Linked DNA regions of Mus musculus: region 2 is linked to region 1. A link is a loop called in an ENCODE intact Hi-C map of the cell type or tissue named here. Cell type or tissue: left cerebral cortex. All regions are shown on one strand.

What was found. A loop is a pair of places that touch in the nucleus more often than their neighbours do. Peaks named below come from ENCODE experiments on the same cell type or tissue, not always from the same donor. Only the 100,000 strongest peaks of a DNase experiment are listed, where the experiment ranks them.
Region 2: a loop joins it to region 1, with 3.0 times the contacts of the local background. A loop is called at or near these places in 2 of 42 quality-filtered maps.

Annotation. Positions count from the first base shown.
Region 1 is chr1:164,541,249-164,549,248 of GRCm38, reverse strand. No RefSeq gene overlaps it. Among named protein-coding and RNA genes, the nearest start is that of Gm26685, 42 kb to the right of the region's middle. In left cerebral cortex, no CTCF peak of the experiment used is centred here; DNase peaks (open chromatin) are centred at 1,011, 4,358, 5,561 and 5,866; H3K27ac peaks cover 1,804 bases.
Region 2 is chr1:164,677,761-164,685,760 of GRCm38, reverse strand. No RefSeq gene overlaps it. Among named protein-coding and RNA genes, the nearest start is that of Dpt, 110 kb to the left of the region's middle. In left cerebral cortex, no CTCF peak of the experiment used is centred here; DNase peaks (open chromatin) are centred at 1,779, 2,252, 3,092, 3,919 and 2 more places; H3K27ac peaks cover 4,538 bases.

The DNA of each region.
Region 1 (8,000 bases):
GTATGTGTGTTAATATTTTGAATGGATGGCTTTACCTTTTTCATTTTCTTTCCTTCAACCTTTGTCAATATCATTTAGAAACTTCTTTAGCAAGTAATAATAAATGAAAGCAAGAAACTAAAGAATACATGTATATACACACATATGTGTGTATATTACAATCATTCTTCCTTTGTAACACATTATAATTTTAACCACTTACTTATTTGAGATTATGTGTCTCTTACTCTCTGCTTCTCCTGCTAGATATGTGCCATGAGAGACACACCAGGCTCTCTCATTCCTTATATTTCTATAACCAACAGGGTGCCTAGTTCATAGGCAAACACTCAATAGTTGTTGAATGAATGAATGAAAACGTTGAATTGATGAATAAATGAGAAATCTTGTGTTTGGTTTAGCTGAGCAAATTCTTTGAACAAGCCCTGGATAAGACATGAGCCCATGTCCCTATAAAGAACCCATGATAATGTAAAGAAACAGAAGGGCCTTTCAAGGAGTCTCTCAAGTTGTTTATTGGGTAAATTGTTCAAATAAATGCCAGAGATCTTTGTCCTTATTTTTATTACACAAAATTTTTCATCTTAGAAGTGCTTTAAAAACAGGTCCCCTTCATTTTAAGTTTATTAATGAATCTTCCTGTTTGTACCTGAGAAGCCTTTATGATAAAGTCATAAAGGGCCCAAGGGAGAAATAAATGAAACACATAAGTTCAACCCGAGTTATTAATAGTAATAAAAAACAAGAAATCACACACGCCAAGGACAGAGAAACTACACCGGTAAGCATAAAACAGAAAACAAAGATGGGGGTGGGAGTGTTTCAAGACATGTAGACACATCGACAAGAGATAACAGAACTGAGAGAAAAATTATTCCTCTCGTTGCCTGAGTGTGTGCGGAGGTTTGAATGCTGCAGCATCCACTGGGAAGGCGGCTCAGGTGCAGATCTCAGCAGGGCTGGGCTGGAAGCCGAGAAACTCGACCTTCAGCGCTGCCTCCCACCTTTTACATGTTCCCACATTCTCACCCACCAACAGATTTCCTGTCTTGCTGCTGGCCAGCCTTCCCTCACCTTCCCACAGAACTGTCTTCTAATTATCAACACCCTGTAGGGTGAGACCTCTTCTTTCAGGCCTATTCTCTCTTCAGTCCTGCAAGGCAGCATAGGCCTAGGTCTCACAGCCTTAGAACCCAAACTCTTTGTCTCTCTTGTAATTTAACTCACACTCTTCTTCATCTTTGAGTGACTTTACAGAGATAGAATTATCTGGCCATGCCAGGCCTCCATTTAGAGTATACAGATCAGCAGTTTCAGTATATTACAACTGCACAGTCACCACTGTTAGCTCTAGAATGGATTCACAGTCCTGAAAATATATTCCATTACACTGGCTAAGCAGCCATTCCCCTGGCTTCTGCCTCCAGGGAGACACTTTCTGTGACTCGAACAACATATATGTGCTCTGGCTCCTTCCTCTAAGCAGGAAGTTTTCAATGTTTACCCCTGTTATAATGGGAGTCAGGATCTGTATTCCCTTCCTCGTTTCAGAATAATAGCCCATTGTATGAATAGCCTGCATTGTGTTGACTGATTCTCTGAGTGATAGATATTTGGTTTATTCCCACTTGTTGGCCATGATGATAACATTCTCTCCTGGTGTGTTAGAACCGGAAGACATGTAGCAGTCACCTGGCATGATGCCTGTTTAACTTATAGCTCTTTTCTACAAAGCCTTTAAGATTGTGTTTAGCCTTATCTGAATGACTCCAAAATGGGGAACTATCCTGGTGAGGCACAATGCATATATATTCCTGAAAAAGTCACTATTCTCTTCCAGAGCCAGACTGTCACAGCTGCTGGGAGTTCATATGTTCAGTTGCCCCACTGTGCCTAGAAACTACTTCACTGACACTAGCTCTTAAAAAAACCTTTCTGCCCCCTCTTCTGCAATGATCCCCCCAGGCCTCAGGAAGGAAATGTAGGCTATAGGTGTCCTGGTTAGGACTATTAACCCTCTGGAATCCCACTTCCTCATCTACATATTTGGAATGTCAATCCACTTTGCCTCATAGGTAGCTAAGAGACATAGGTAGAGCAAATGCTAGGTAATGGTTAATATTCTCCATCATTGTCAAAAAGCTATAATATGCCTTCCTGTGAGCTATTATTGCTAATTGTCGATATAAGATATGAGATCTCTTTCTTTCCAAGGTACCACCACTGTTCCCACAATATTATCTATATATCCCACATATCAGGAAATAGTAATGAGTACCATTAATTTTCCCAGATATGCTATATTGACATGTAAACGCCACCTTCATTAAACAAACTTTGGAGGAGTTGGCTAATATCATAATAAAATGATCAAGATGTCCCCCAGGGATCCAAAGCAGCCATTTGGTTCACATTTGGGGCTTTAGGAACAAGAACATTTGGATGGGTAAGACCTCGAGGGACAAAGAAAACACAAATAGAAGGCAAAGGGGACTAAATAAGAAATAGGATCACCATGCAAATGAGGACAACTTCTGTTCCCACTTCCTTGTCCAAGCACACAGATTGCTATCTGCCTGCTGCCTGCTCTTTCCATGGAATCTTCCTCATTCCTATGGGGTTCTGGAAGCTGAAGTAAGTCTTCTCTAAGGTACTGTCTCTGTGGAAATGGAGAACTTTTGGGATGTACAAATGTCTAGGAGACTGACCACTATAACTGCTAAAGGTAGCTCAGCCAGATACTCAGTCCAGTATCCATTTCGCAAATACTGATTAAGCCACACATTTCTCAGCCAGGAAGACACGCATTTACACTATCCATTCCTCAGCCATGAAGACAGGCACTTTCAGCCTTCAGGGGAATCCACATCTGGCTCTGCCTTCAAGAAGATCATTGTGTGTGGAAGCTCCCACAATGAGCTGGATCTGAGAAGCATTAGTCAGAGAGAGAGAGAGAGAGAGAGAGAGAGAGAGAGAGAGAGAATCCTCTATGTCACTTTAGAAGATAGAAGGAACCCAGAGAGAAGACCACGGGGGATTCCACAGCTCTCTCACTGATTTTCACACAAATTCTAGGAGGGATAACAGCAAGAACATACACACACGTGCACACACACACACACTAGCTTCTTCCTGGGAAATCAGTAGCTACACCTAGAGCTTCCTCTACTAACGGCATCTAGGGTAGACTTCAAAGTCCAGAGAACTAGTGACTAGCAAACAGTGTGAAGAGGACAATCAAAGCTGGGCTTTTCGTAACAGGCAGGCATTTCCAATTCACAAAGTCAGTTTTGGAAATCAGGGAGAGCAGAGGACCTGATATCTCACATCTGTTCAGCACAGTGCACTTCCTAATAGTCTCTGTCCAACTTAAATGCCAATTAGGAAGCCCCTGATGGAAGTCAAGCCATCTGCTGCATACTTTGAGCCTGCTAATTCATTGTAATTTTGATGCTTGTGTTAGCTGATTGTTGTCAGAAGGTGGATCAGAAATTGGTAGCTTGTGCCAAGTTCAAACAGTTTGAGAATGGCAACAAGGTTACGTTGTCTAGGAAGTCTCTGTTCACTGGTTCCCCCACTCCTCTACCTAGAGTAGGCACCCTTGATAGCTTAAGTCTCATACTACAACCTAAGGAAATGGAGAAAAGAATTCACATGATCAAGGGACCTCTTATGGGCCAACTGGTTTCCTATACTACCTGGCATGGACTGGAGTGTGTCCCTGCAAATGTGTGTGTTGAAATCCTAGTACCCAGGACCTGAGAATGTGGTTCAATGAGATGAGTTTTGGTGATGACTGAAGAAATATTTGCAGAGAAGCACATAAGAGAATAGCCTGCCGGCCTTGGTCTCCGAACCACAGGGTTTTGGTTTTATTTTTATTGTTTTCTTGCCTTGTTTTACTTTGTCATTTTGTTTTAGGAGACAGGGTTTCACTATATAACAAAGGCTGGCCAGGAACTTGCTATGTAGATCAAGCTGACTCGGAACTGGCAATCTTCTTGCTTCTACTCCTGAGTACTGGGATTATAGGTATGCACTAGTGTGACCAGCTCAAGGAGCACATGCATGATTGCCTGCCTTACTGTGTGCGTGTGCATGTGCGTGTGCGCGTGTGTGTGTGTGTGTGTTTTAGTTCAGGAGCCTCAGGAATATTAAGCAAGCCTTCTAACACTGAACTATATATCTCTAGCCCCCAGCTAAGGAACTTTTCTTTGCAGGAGCATTGAGCACATTTTCTAGGGTCACAGAACACAAGAGCTGATAATGGATTTTCATCTGGACTCGCTCCCAGAGAACTCCGCATCTCTTCATCTCATTGACAGTAGTACAGTGGCTAGAAAAAACGCTTCATTTGCAAACTACACGATTCAAATGTGCAAAAATAAAAATGTGAGTTCTTTTATTCATCTCTAACTCCACTTCTATTTCAGTCACCAATTTTCTTCTTGTTGGCAGAAAACTTGATCCAGTCAATTGAGATAAAAACAGTAGTCATATTTAAATGTGGTCATTTCCATATTTCCTACTCTTTAAGTAGCATCAAAGGTTGGGAGATTTCGACAGTAGATGATCTGGAGTGAAAGGGGCCTGTGGTAGCTTCGCTCACTCTATCCGGGACGTCTGTAGCCACTGGCTCTTCCTGGGACAGCTGAGATTCTATCTTGTTTCCAGCCTTGGTCCACATTGGTTCCTCTGCTTCTGCTTCATCCAGATCTCATGTATAGAGGCCATCACTTGGATAATTCTGAGTTCCCTTTCCCTACTGATAGGGTATTTGGGCGCTCCCTCCTAAAAGATCATCTAGATAGGAGGAGACCCTGGGTTTAATTCTTTGTACTACAGTACACATACATATACAAACATACACACACAGACACACACACACACACACATACAACAGGCAGACATACACACACACACATACACACAGAGAGGTGCACATATACACACACTCACGCACGTATATATATTCACATATACTCACATGCAACACATAGATACATGTCCACACTTACACATTCATGCATATATACACAGACACACACACATGCACACAAACACTCTCTCAGCATACTCACACATACACACAGTTATATCCACAGAGTCAGACATAAACACACCCACTCACAAACACACACAGACACACACTCATGCATACACACACATAGTCATACACAGAGAGACATATACATACACTAACAAACACAGACATACACAGACATACACACACAGAGACACACACTCACATAGACATATATACATGTACACCCAGGCATGCACACACACTTTCACACACACATACACATACATACATGCACACACTATTAGAGGGTCAATGTAGTTGGGATTCAAAAATAATAATAGCAAAATCGATCGGGGGGGAAAAAATAAATGTCAAGAATGTTTAGATGGAGTCTGTAAGGCATCCATCTGTGTGAGAGAAAAGAAAGAAGCAACAGCTGTTGGGGCTCAGACGGGAAGAGACAAGTCGGCATCAGAAACATGAGGCACATGCACCCACTATTGCTAGTGCCTTGCTGTAATCCCAGAAGACTCTGTTGCAAGAGCCTGGCTCCTTAAACTCCCTTCCTGCAACTCCCTCTCCTTCTCTACTCCCACAGCAGAGATGACCTTGACTCCGACTCTCAGTTCCTAGTCCAGCCCCGAACAGAGGCACACTCAAAGCTCCCTTAAAGAAAACATTGACGCCTCCTCCTTCAGCTTCCTTTCTCCATACACAGGCTTTGGGAAAGGTCTGTGGCCCTTGATACTTCCCTGAAGAACCTCAGTTTGAACAGATTTAGATAGGCCAGTGTTTTTTGCTTTCAGTTCCAAGAATATCTAAGCTCCTGCTTTTTCCCGGTAAATGACGTAATTACACTCACATCTATAAGGGAAACCAAACGTTAGTGAAGCAAGCTATATGGGGAACACAGGAGCCCAAGAACATGACTTGGTACTGCCTGTATTTTATAAAACCCTACCCTACAATAACCATGCTGCCAAGTAAATAGAGACAAAGTCCAGAGGGGACAAGGAATTGAAGAGGGAAAAAACAGCCCCAGTGTTTGGTGTTCTGTTCTTACGTCACCTCCTCAAGTGAGGCCAGGCCTGTTCCCTCTCCCTCAGCAGCCCCTCCCCACACCCATCACCTTTGTAACCATCTTAGCAGCTGTCTTCTACTTGGTTTCACCCATTTATATTGTTGTCTCTCTGCTCTTCTCTACCCATCACACACACACTACACACACACACTCACTTGGAGGCACATGCACACACCACACACAGAGAGAATAAGGATATAAGCTTAGGAGCGAGTGGGCTTGGACTGTTTACTGTTATCTTCCTAGTGATTACAGTATGTCATGCATGGCTTCAGTATTAGCCACAGGAAGCATTATGGGATGGAGGGGCATAGGCGACTGTTGTCTGGTCATCCCTCTCCCAACCCCAGCTTTCCAAACTTCCGGTGGCACCAAGAGTCTCAAGAGGCATTACCCAAAGCTTGCCATCTTAATTCTTTCAAGAGCCAAGTTTATGCTTTTCTCCCACCACTTAGCTGACTCCTGACTCGGGTTGTTCTTACGAGGCCATAGGCCTGTCATCAAGGCTTTGCTTAGCATGGCACACATCCTACAGGGAGAGCCAATGTTCCTTATGACATATGCTTCTGTGCCACCAGCCAGGATCACCCCAAAACCTCTCCTCTGCTCACCCCACAACAATGTGGGGAGAAGGGAGTATGTTAACCAGGAATAGGAGTCATGGAACAGACAGCACTTCACCTTCTTCAGTCAGGGTTCCATTCTGAGGTCTCTATGTTGGCCCATATCCCTCCCCATAAGGACAGCCAGTCTCCACCCTAAAGGCTACCTCTTCTGTGGTCCTCCCTGGCATGGGCTCTGGCATGGCCATGGTTCTGTTTATCTCCTCTCTAAGCAGGATGCTGGAACATCTCCCCTCCAATGCCCTCTTCATCTCATTTACCAGACAGACTTCTTCCTTTCAAGCTCCAGCCCAAACCTAGAACTTGTCTGATCCCATCTCCTTCTCAATCTGGATTGATCCTCCTCCTCCTCCTCCTCCTCCTCCTCCTCCTCCTCCTCTTCCTCTACCTCCCACAACCAGCGTGTTTGTCATTCTATGATGTAATTACAATTTCCCTCCCCTTTCACCCACCTGCTATGGGGAAGGGTGCTAATGAAGACAGAAGTGGGTCTGGTATCTGCAGTACTGGTTGTCTCTAGCTCAGAGTCTGATACGTGCTCATCATAAAATGAATGTTTAGACACTCACTTATTCATCCCACATACTGGAGCCAGCACTAACAGTATGAAATAAAAAACCTCAGGCATGATCTCTATCCCCATGGGGTCTGCATTATAATTGGATGTGGGGGGAGGGTAGGTAAGGAGAGCAGGCAGTAACCAAGTAAATAGGTGCTGGTTATTATTAAGCTCATGAAGGAAATAAATAGTACTTTGATTAACATTAATAGAGGGGTGTTTCTTTTTTATTTTTAACTTGTTTTTCAACTATTTTTATTAGATATTTTCTTTATTTACATTTCAAATGTTATCCCGTTTCCTGGTTTCCCCTCTGAAAACCCCCTCCTCCTACTCACCAACCAACCCACTCCTACTTCCTGGCCCTGGCATTCCCCTACACTGGAGCATTGAGCCTTCATAGGACCAAGGGCCTCTCCTCCCATTGATGACCAACTAGGCCATCCTCTACTACATATGCAGCTAGAGCCATGGGTCCTACCATGTGTACTCTTTGGTTGGTGGTTTAGTCCCTGGGAGCTCTGGGGGTACTGGTTAGTTCATATTGTTGTTTCTTCTATGGGGCTGGAAACTCCTTCAACTCCTTGGGTCCTTTCTCTAGCTCCTTCATTGGGGACCCTGTGCTCAGTCCAATGGATGGCTGTGACCATCCACCTCTGTATTTGTCAGGCACTGGCAGAGCCTCTCAGAAGACAGCTATATTACCAATCC
Region 2 (8,000 bases), 140 kb before region 1:
AAGCTTCATGGTGTAGTTCATGGTGTAGTGTAGTAATTAGTTTTCTATTGCTGAGATCAAACACTATGACCAAAGCAGCTTATATTAAATTATTGTCATTAGATCCACAGGGATGGGTCCACTATCATCATAGCCAGGTAGTGTGGTAGTAGACCGGCATAGTGATTAAAACAGGAAGCTAAGAGACGAGGAGTTACATCCCACAAACCAAAGAAGAAGCAGGGAGAGAAAATTCAGAATGTTCAAGTCTTTAAGCTCTCAAAACTGCCCCCTCTGTGACCATACTTCCACTAGCAAACCCATACCTACCTAAATAGGGTCAGCACCTGGAGACCAAATATTCATATGTACAAGACCTATGGGAGATACCTCATCCAAACCACATCTCCTTTCAACAAGATCCAGGTAATGCTACAGAAGAGCATGATTCAAACTTCAGTGAACTGATTCCTTAAGCCTGAGCTTGCCAGTGATACAGAAATGGCAGCATGTCACTGCAAGAAAACAGGCGAGACTTTAGGAAGTGTTTGGTGTGACATGACCCCTTTTGATAGTCTTGAAAACCCCTTTTTCTCAAAAAAAAAATTAAGTATATAAAATAAAATATTATAATAGAAGACAATTATATTCAAGTGTAATTTCCAACATAAAAACAACTGCTTAGGAGTTTTTGTGTATGTGTGTGTATCTGTGTGTGTGCATGTGTGTGTATATATGTTTGTGTGTGTGTGTGTCTATGTTTGTGTGTGTCTGTAAGTATGTTTCTGTGTGTGTCTGTCTGTCTATGTGTGCATGTGTCTATGTGTCTGTAAGTATGATTCTGTGTATGTCTGTCTGTGTATTTTCTATATACCTGATGATTCCCATAGTTTCAACATAATGATAAAAAGGCACAAACATTTTAAATAACTCTTACAATGGTAATGGAATAAGGCTCAGAGTAGTTACAAAGTGACCATCAGAATTTTGTTATCTGTATTTATAGAGAAGGATAATAATGAATCTTCATTTGAGATTAGCAAAAATAACATTGTGAATTTTTTTTCACCCGAGTTCACACAGCCAGTGTTAAGAATTTCTCATTTAAATGTGTGGGAGGTCGTTTCTTACACTCCAATGTACTTGGGAAAAAACCTAGATGCTAGAATAAGCTCTAGAGTCTTGGATACCAAAATAGAGAGATGTTTGCAGTCTACAGTCTATAATGTGTGCATGCAGTGTTCTTGGGATAAAAAAAAAAATCAAAAGAATACTCAGACATGGTCAAGAAATTTTCTAGAAAGTAGAGAAAGGTCAAAATATTCAACAGAAAGTTGTTTTCTTCAGCACTAGCACTGTCTGCGGGTGAGCTGGACACAAGAAAGATGGCATCTCTTTATTGAAGGACCAGATAAGGTTGTCGTTGTCTGTGAATTCACTTCCTCACTTACGGAGGAAGAGGCAGCAACCCCCATCTCCTTCTCTGGAATACTCCTTGTTGAGATCTTCCAAAATATTGGAGCAAATTAAACAGAATAAAATCATTTCTTATTCTCCTTTTTGAAAAATATCACAATATCTGGTGTAAAGATTAATCCTATCTCCCCCAACCTTGGAGAATATGGCCATGGTTGGGAGTCCATACAAGGAGAGAAATGTCAATTTCACTCACATGCGCTGAATTACATGCTAGAAAATTCAGTTCTTTTGAACAACAGAAAAACGCTTTTATATTTAAGCAAGCATTTGTTCTTGGGAAACAAAATGTTCAGCTCTAGTGGTTGCCACAGCAACTGCTTGGGCTAAAAATACCAGATATTCCATAAGCAGAAAAAGTATGTAGTGAGCAAGGAAGAGGAAAGAAAATGGGAAATCTCCCAGAGGAAGGTCAATGACAGAATCCAGACTCCAAAGACCAGGGAGAGCATGTATCTTGGGGACTGCTTCTTCCCATGGGGCAATATGTTTGATAGAAACCTACCGCCTCTGCACCCTTCTTTTCTATCTGCCCACAACTTTCTCTTCCCTCAGAATCACATATACTAAGTATGAGTGGTCCACCTCTCCAAAAGCATCCTTGTCAACAGTAAGGGCATATCGAGCAAGGGTAGGTAGCATTTGCAGGAGGATCATCAAAGATAAAAACCTCTTCCCATTGTTCCTGCTTTTGAGTTGTCTGGTTTTTTTAAGGAATCCTTCCAGTGAAAGAACTGTTTAGGGGCTGGGGTGACAGTAATGTGCTTATCTACCAACCAAGACTAAGTACCTGAGTTTCCTTCCCTAGAACTCACATGAAAGAAAGAGGGGGAAGCCTGACAGGGTGGCTTACGCTTCTAATCCCAGTGCTAGTGGGGAGGCAGAGACAGGCAGATGCCTGTTAGTACTTGCCAACAAGCCAGCCTGACCTGTTTGGTGAACTCAAGGCCAATGAGAGTCTTTGCCTCACAAAACAAATTCGAATTAACTGAGGAACTACCATGAAGGTTGTCCTCCAGCTTCCACATGCATATGCACAGACAGACAGACAGATAGACAGACAGATAGACAGACAGACAGACAGACAGACAGGCACACACACACACACACACACACACACACACACACACGTACTTGTACACATGTTTAATAAGAGAGAGGTCAAACAATCCATTTTTTCTCTTGCTCCAGTGTCTGATAAGCTTTGGCCAATGTTGTTCCTTCACTTGGAGATAAGTGTCTGCCCTCTTCAGTCTACTTAGCTCCTCGTTGATGCCCATTGGCAGGGTCCCCGGCTTGTTGCAGTTTCTCTTCTTAGGTCTGTTCTTTCTTGGAAACACCCCTTCTAAGAGAACTGGCACCACAGATTTCCTACATGGGCATTTATTAGTCTCACTTGCAGGCTCCTGGGATCTAGAGCTTTGCAATAAATCTCTATTCTATTCCCCATGTGCCCAGCACGGTGCCCAAACCACATTTGTTGACAAAATCTGTTCTACTCCCAAGGGGGGAAAGAGGAAGGCTGAGTGATAGGAAATATTGGATCCTGTGGTCAGTGTACAGGTCAGGGTACTAGTTATAGTTTTGTATGACTTCCTCCATACAAGAGTGCCAAGCCCAGTACAAAACCCTCAAGCCCACACGAATGTCATTCTGTTCCCAGTGCTTTGGTCTAAAGTTAGGCAGCATGCTAGAAATGACGTAATAGTCATATCCTATTCAAATACACTGAGGACTTTCAACAATGACTCTATATTCCAGGAAAAACATTAATAGGATTTGGAACCAGAAGAGCGGGTCTCAGTTTCTCGCCCACACTGTCTTTCCTAGACAAGAGGTAATAGACAACGGACCCGTGCTTAGATACCTAACTTCTTCACTTGTACAAACAGGGTATTCAGATCACATTAGCTGGCAGAATTAGTGTGTTTTGGAAAATACATTCTGTTGTACAAACCGTAGACAACACCATGAGTTAATTCTTTCTACTAAATAAATCCCCAAATGCCTTCCCTTTAATCTCCTAAACCTATTTTCATTCCCATTTCCCTAGGTTAAGGCAAGGTCTCTAAATTCTCTTAACTCCAATTAAATTAAGGGAGCCAATTTTCACAACCGATTTCATCTTAGGTTTTGTTCCTGCTGCTATGCATGATTTCTTTGCAACTCAACGTTTACTATTCCCATCATAGTATATGTAATGTATGATATAATGGCATTTTAGATTTGCATAGCAAATTTGCATAGCAGCTATAGTATATAAACCCCTCTCTCCTTACCAGAAGCAGCAAGTCCCACCTGTCCCATCAGTCACTACCTGAAATGTGAAACTCCAGGCAGGCTGCTGCTGAAACTGAAAAGAATTGGACATTGAAGTAATATACTATGAAGACAACGTGTGGTATCCAACAGCTCCTCCTACTTCCTCCCCATGTTCTTGGCAACAGCCAAGAAACATGTTCCCAGGCAGCAAGATGAAGCTGCCTCCAAAAGGTTACCCTAGAACAGTGTCTGCCTCTCAGGATCGGGCATGTCACGTCCGCATTCTACAGTGATGTGAGTTTTGGCACAGCACAGAAGAGGCTTCTGAGAGGAAGGAAATGGTGCCCTGGTGTTCAGCAGCCTCTGGGGTGCTACTTGGCACGCTCTTCAGAAGTCAATCTCTCCTAGAAGATTCTTTAACTCCCTCAGGTCACAGTGAACTTGTGCATAATGCTTTGATCCTTATTATCTTTTTAGAAAAGGGAGGCCACCATGCTTAACACACTGGCATTTTCTTGTGCCTATAGAATATGCATGATTGTGTTCAATGAGCAGGCACAACGAATATACTTAAAGCCATCTATACAAATAGCCTGCAACAGCTCAAATCTGTTTCCAAGAGTCTAATTCACACCTAGATCTTTAGGAGAATTTGAATTTCATATTGTTCGAGTATCTAGCCCATTCCAATCTCATCCTACCTCAGGAATATTAATAACTCAGGTACTTGTTTGCTAGATCTATGTATGATAACAATTGTATCTTCACTTACTTTCTAGATTATTTATAAGCATTTACTGTGGGTGACCATCATCCAGAAAGTCTTCTACTGGGAATGACATTGTCATCAGTGTTCAACTCTAGATGGTAATTGATGGAAAGTGGGAAGGAAATGGGTCCAACAGATGTTAAGAAGTCCATTAGTCTGTGCATTTGTGGTAAGCCTTTGTGTTCCAGAGTCAGCCTAGACGCTGTACCTCAGCCTTGCCATTTTCTGGCTTTATGATTTTGAGAAACATAAAATCTCTGAACATTAATGTATTCATCTGTACAATGAGAGTGACACAGGTGCTCCCCTCATTACTAAGAGACCTAAGATTCAGTCAATGCTTGACTGATCCAAAGAAGAACTTAGAAAATACCACAGAGGGTATTCAATGGACAGGGGTGGGGGGTGTAACCTTTGTCGTGTCACTTACCCATTAAACATGTGCTTGCAAAGTGTCAGGCATTGAATTCAATAAGAAGACATTAAAATATAAATAATCTCCAGTTTCAGGCCTCTGGATATCTTAGTATTTAGAGTGGTCAGTGAGGAGGTGAGGACCTAAAGAGGCCAGTGCAACACAGCAATGGTCCAGCAGATAATGTGGGCACAGCACCATCTGTGGCCACAGAGGAGTTTCCTTGACAAGTTGAAGTCTAAGATACTTAGGAAGAGGGATGTCAGAACTGGATGACAAGGAGGGTATAGTAGAGGTATGTTGGGAAATGTGACAGACAGGCATGTATCACAAACATGGAGAATTTAAAGTATTTGTACAACTGCAGTTATGATATCAGTGGCAGGAAAGAAGAAAGGCTGCATGTTCTATCATGATAGCATATTCTAAGGTCGTTGAATTTTCAAAAAGCTGCTAATACTCCAAATTTCTCTTAGTCATAAGACCATATTGTAAGTCTCTATGGTAACCACTGAAAGAATATTTAAAAGTGAATAATGAAGGAAAGTTACAAATAATAAAGATGTTTATTAACAAAAAAACAAGGAATAATAAAAATAAGCAAATAAGCATTTAAAATAGAAAAATGCATGTATTAAGATGAGAAATTGTACCCGTTACACTAAATGTGCATAGATTAATACGTGAATTAAAAAATAAAATGTATCACAAGGGATGGAAGAAGCATACACTACACTCTTTATAAAATGCATGTTTTAAATATAAAAACCTAGAGAGACTAAAAGTGAATGGATGAAAAATAATGTGACTTGGAATACTGAGTGAGTAAAATCACTTAGATGAGAATGACTTTAAGAAAAGTAGTGCTCACATCTAAATCATTTAAAATGCGTGATAAGCAGCTTTAAGACATAGATACAGACATGGAGACATAGAGATGTGTCCAAAAAGATATCTATATCTATAGTAGAATTACAACTATACATGTCTATATAGATCTCGATCTAGATGATAATACTCTACATTATTAGTATACATATTGTTAATACATACACATAAAATCTAATCAAAATGTATTACATTTTGTGTTAGTTTATAAACAATGTCTAAGCAAATTCCAAATTGTATTATTTCAAAGTATATATGTCAAACCATAGTGGATTTAGGTGAAAATAATAGTACAGATATTTTTTAGAAGTTTCTCAGATTTATAGGAATTTATCAGTATTCCCTCAAACAACCACTAGTTCAGAAATGTAATTGCAACAAAAAAAAAATAAGATATTTTAAAATAAATAAATAGAAAAGCATAAAAACATAGCTATTGAGGTAAAACCAAAATGGCACTTATAGCTAAATATAATTATATGCCTTAAAGTGTACACAATGAAAAATAGTAAGAGCTAGCATAAATAAGTTCTAAAAAAGAGCAAGCTAAAAGAAAATATCTTCAAATTAAACCTAAAGGAAGAGAAAAAGGAAATAAAACATAGCAACAATGGGAAGCTGAGTCTAGACTGAGGAAGTGGGTCTGTGTCTGGGGGATGGGGTCTAGGTGGCAGGTGAATATCCTCTCCCCTTAATCTTTATATTTCTCTCAAGTGGATGGTTGGAAAAAGGTCATTGCTGATTGGGGAAGGGGAGCCACATTACCCTTGGCTACTCCCTGTCTTGCTTGCTTCTTGGATGACCACAAAGTGAACAGCCTCCTCCACCTCATATTTCTGTCACTCTGAGCTGCTGGGTGAGCCTTGCTTTCTGCCATGCTATCTCCACCATGATGGATTGAAACTTCCTGAAATCATGATCCCAAGCCTACTTTCAGCCCTAAATTAATTCTCTTCAAACCTCACTCTCACTCATTCACTCTCCCCATTTCTGTGGAGCCCTGTGCCGTGCACCTCATGGGGTCGCTCTGTACTCTTTGTTTGAAGAGTTACTTTTGAATCTTTCTGATCTTGGATGTTCTTGCCCTTCTTCTTAGCTCCTCTATAATGGCTTTAACATGACAGGCTTCTTCTGTAATTAAAACCATAAGAAGTATCAGACATCCATAAGCTTCTAGATTCAGAATCTGGACTAGGACTAAAAAGTTGTTTTTATCAAAAAAGTTAATAAAACATTGCTTAAGACATTAAGTGCCCCTGGGAACAAGAACCCAGCCTCTCCTGCAAACAAAGCACTCAATGAAAGCTAAGACCTATGTATAAATGTATTTTTGTTGAAGCTTTTCCACTGGGAACTACGGAGGGCAAACCACTGTAGATAAGATGAGAACTGACCTCAGCTGACCCAAAACTCTTGCCCAAAGCACAAAACAAAGCCCCAATCAAACTCTGGACTCAGGCGAAGTTCAGGAAAAGGTCAGAGAGGGAGGGTAGGTGAGGGTGAAGATTGAGGAGTAAAAACATCAGTATGATCTCCTCTTCCTGCCCAAGAGTTGCACTGCCAGCCAGACTATCATAAGAAAGGCGCTGTGTGCAAACAGTCAAGCCCAGCTGAAGCCAACACAGACATCAGCCCACTGGATGTTTTACTTCATTCCTAAAGAAATAGTTCATGTGGACAGGTTCTTGGAGATCAAAAAGTGAAAGGGTCACGCTCCTCTCCCAACAAGGTGTAGGTAAGGGCTGAAGAGTTATTAAGTGTTCAGGTGTAGCTAAGATTTTAAAAGAAGGTAACACAAAGCTAAAGGCAGCCATTGTGTGGACCAGCTGGACCTTGGTCCACATCTCTAAAAGCACAGCAAATGCACAGCCTCTTCCTAAGAACTGTATGTGACTTCAATGTTCTGTGAGAGAATACCAAGCAACATTAAAAATTAATCTGTGTTGAGAAATCCATATGGTTATAAAAATTGTTTAGTTTTTGAGCTTTAACTCTCTGGCATGAAATTATAAATCACTCTGGTCTGCCCCAAGCTTTCCCTTAAAGGGTCATTAGGGAGAGAGGACTGGGTTGAATGGATTGATGTTTTGATTTAATGTGACACCTATCGTATTTTTTTGGAGATCCAGGCAACCATTTGAACGGAAGAAATAAATGATTTGGGCAAAGCATGCTTTGGGTAACAGTTATCAAACTTGTACTTTAATCATT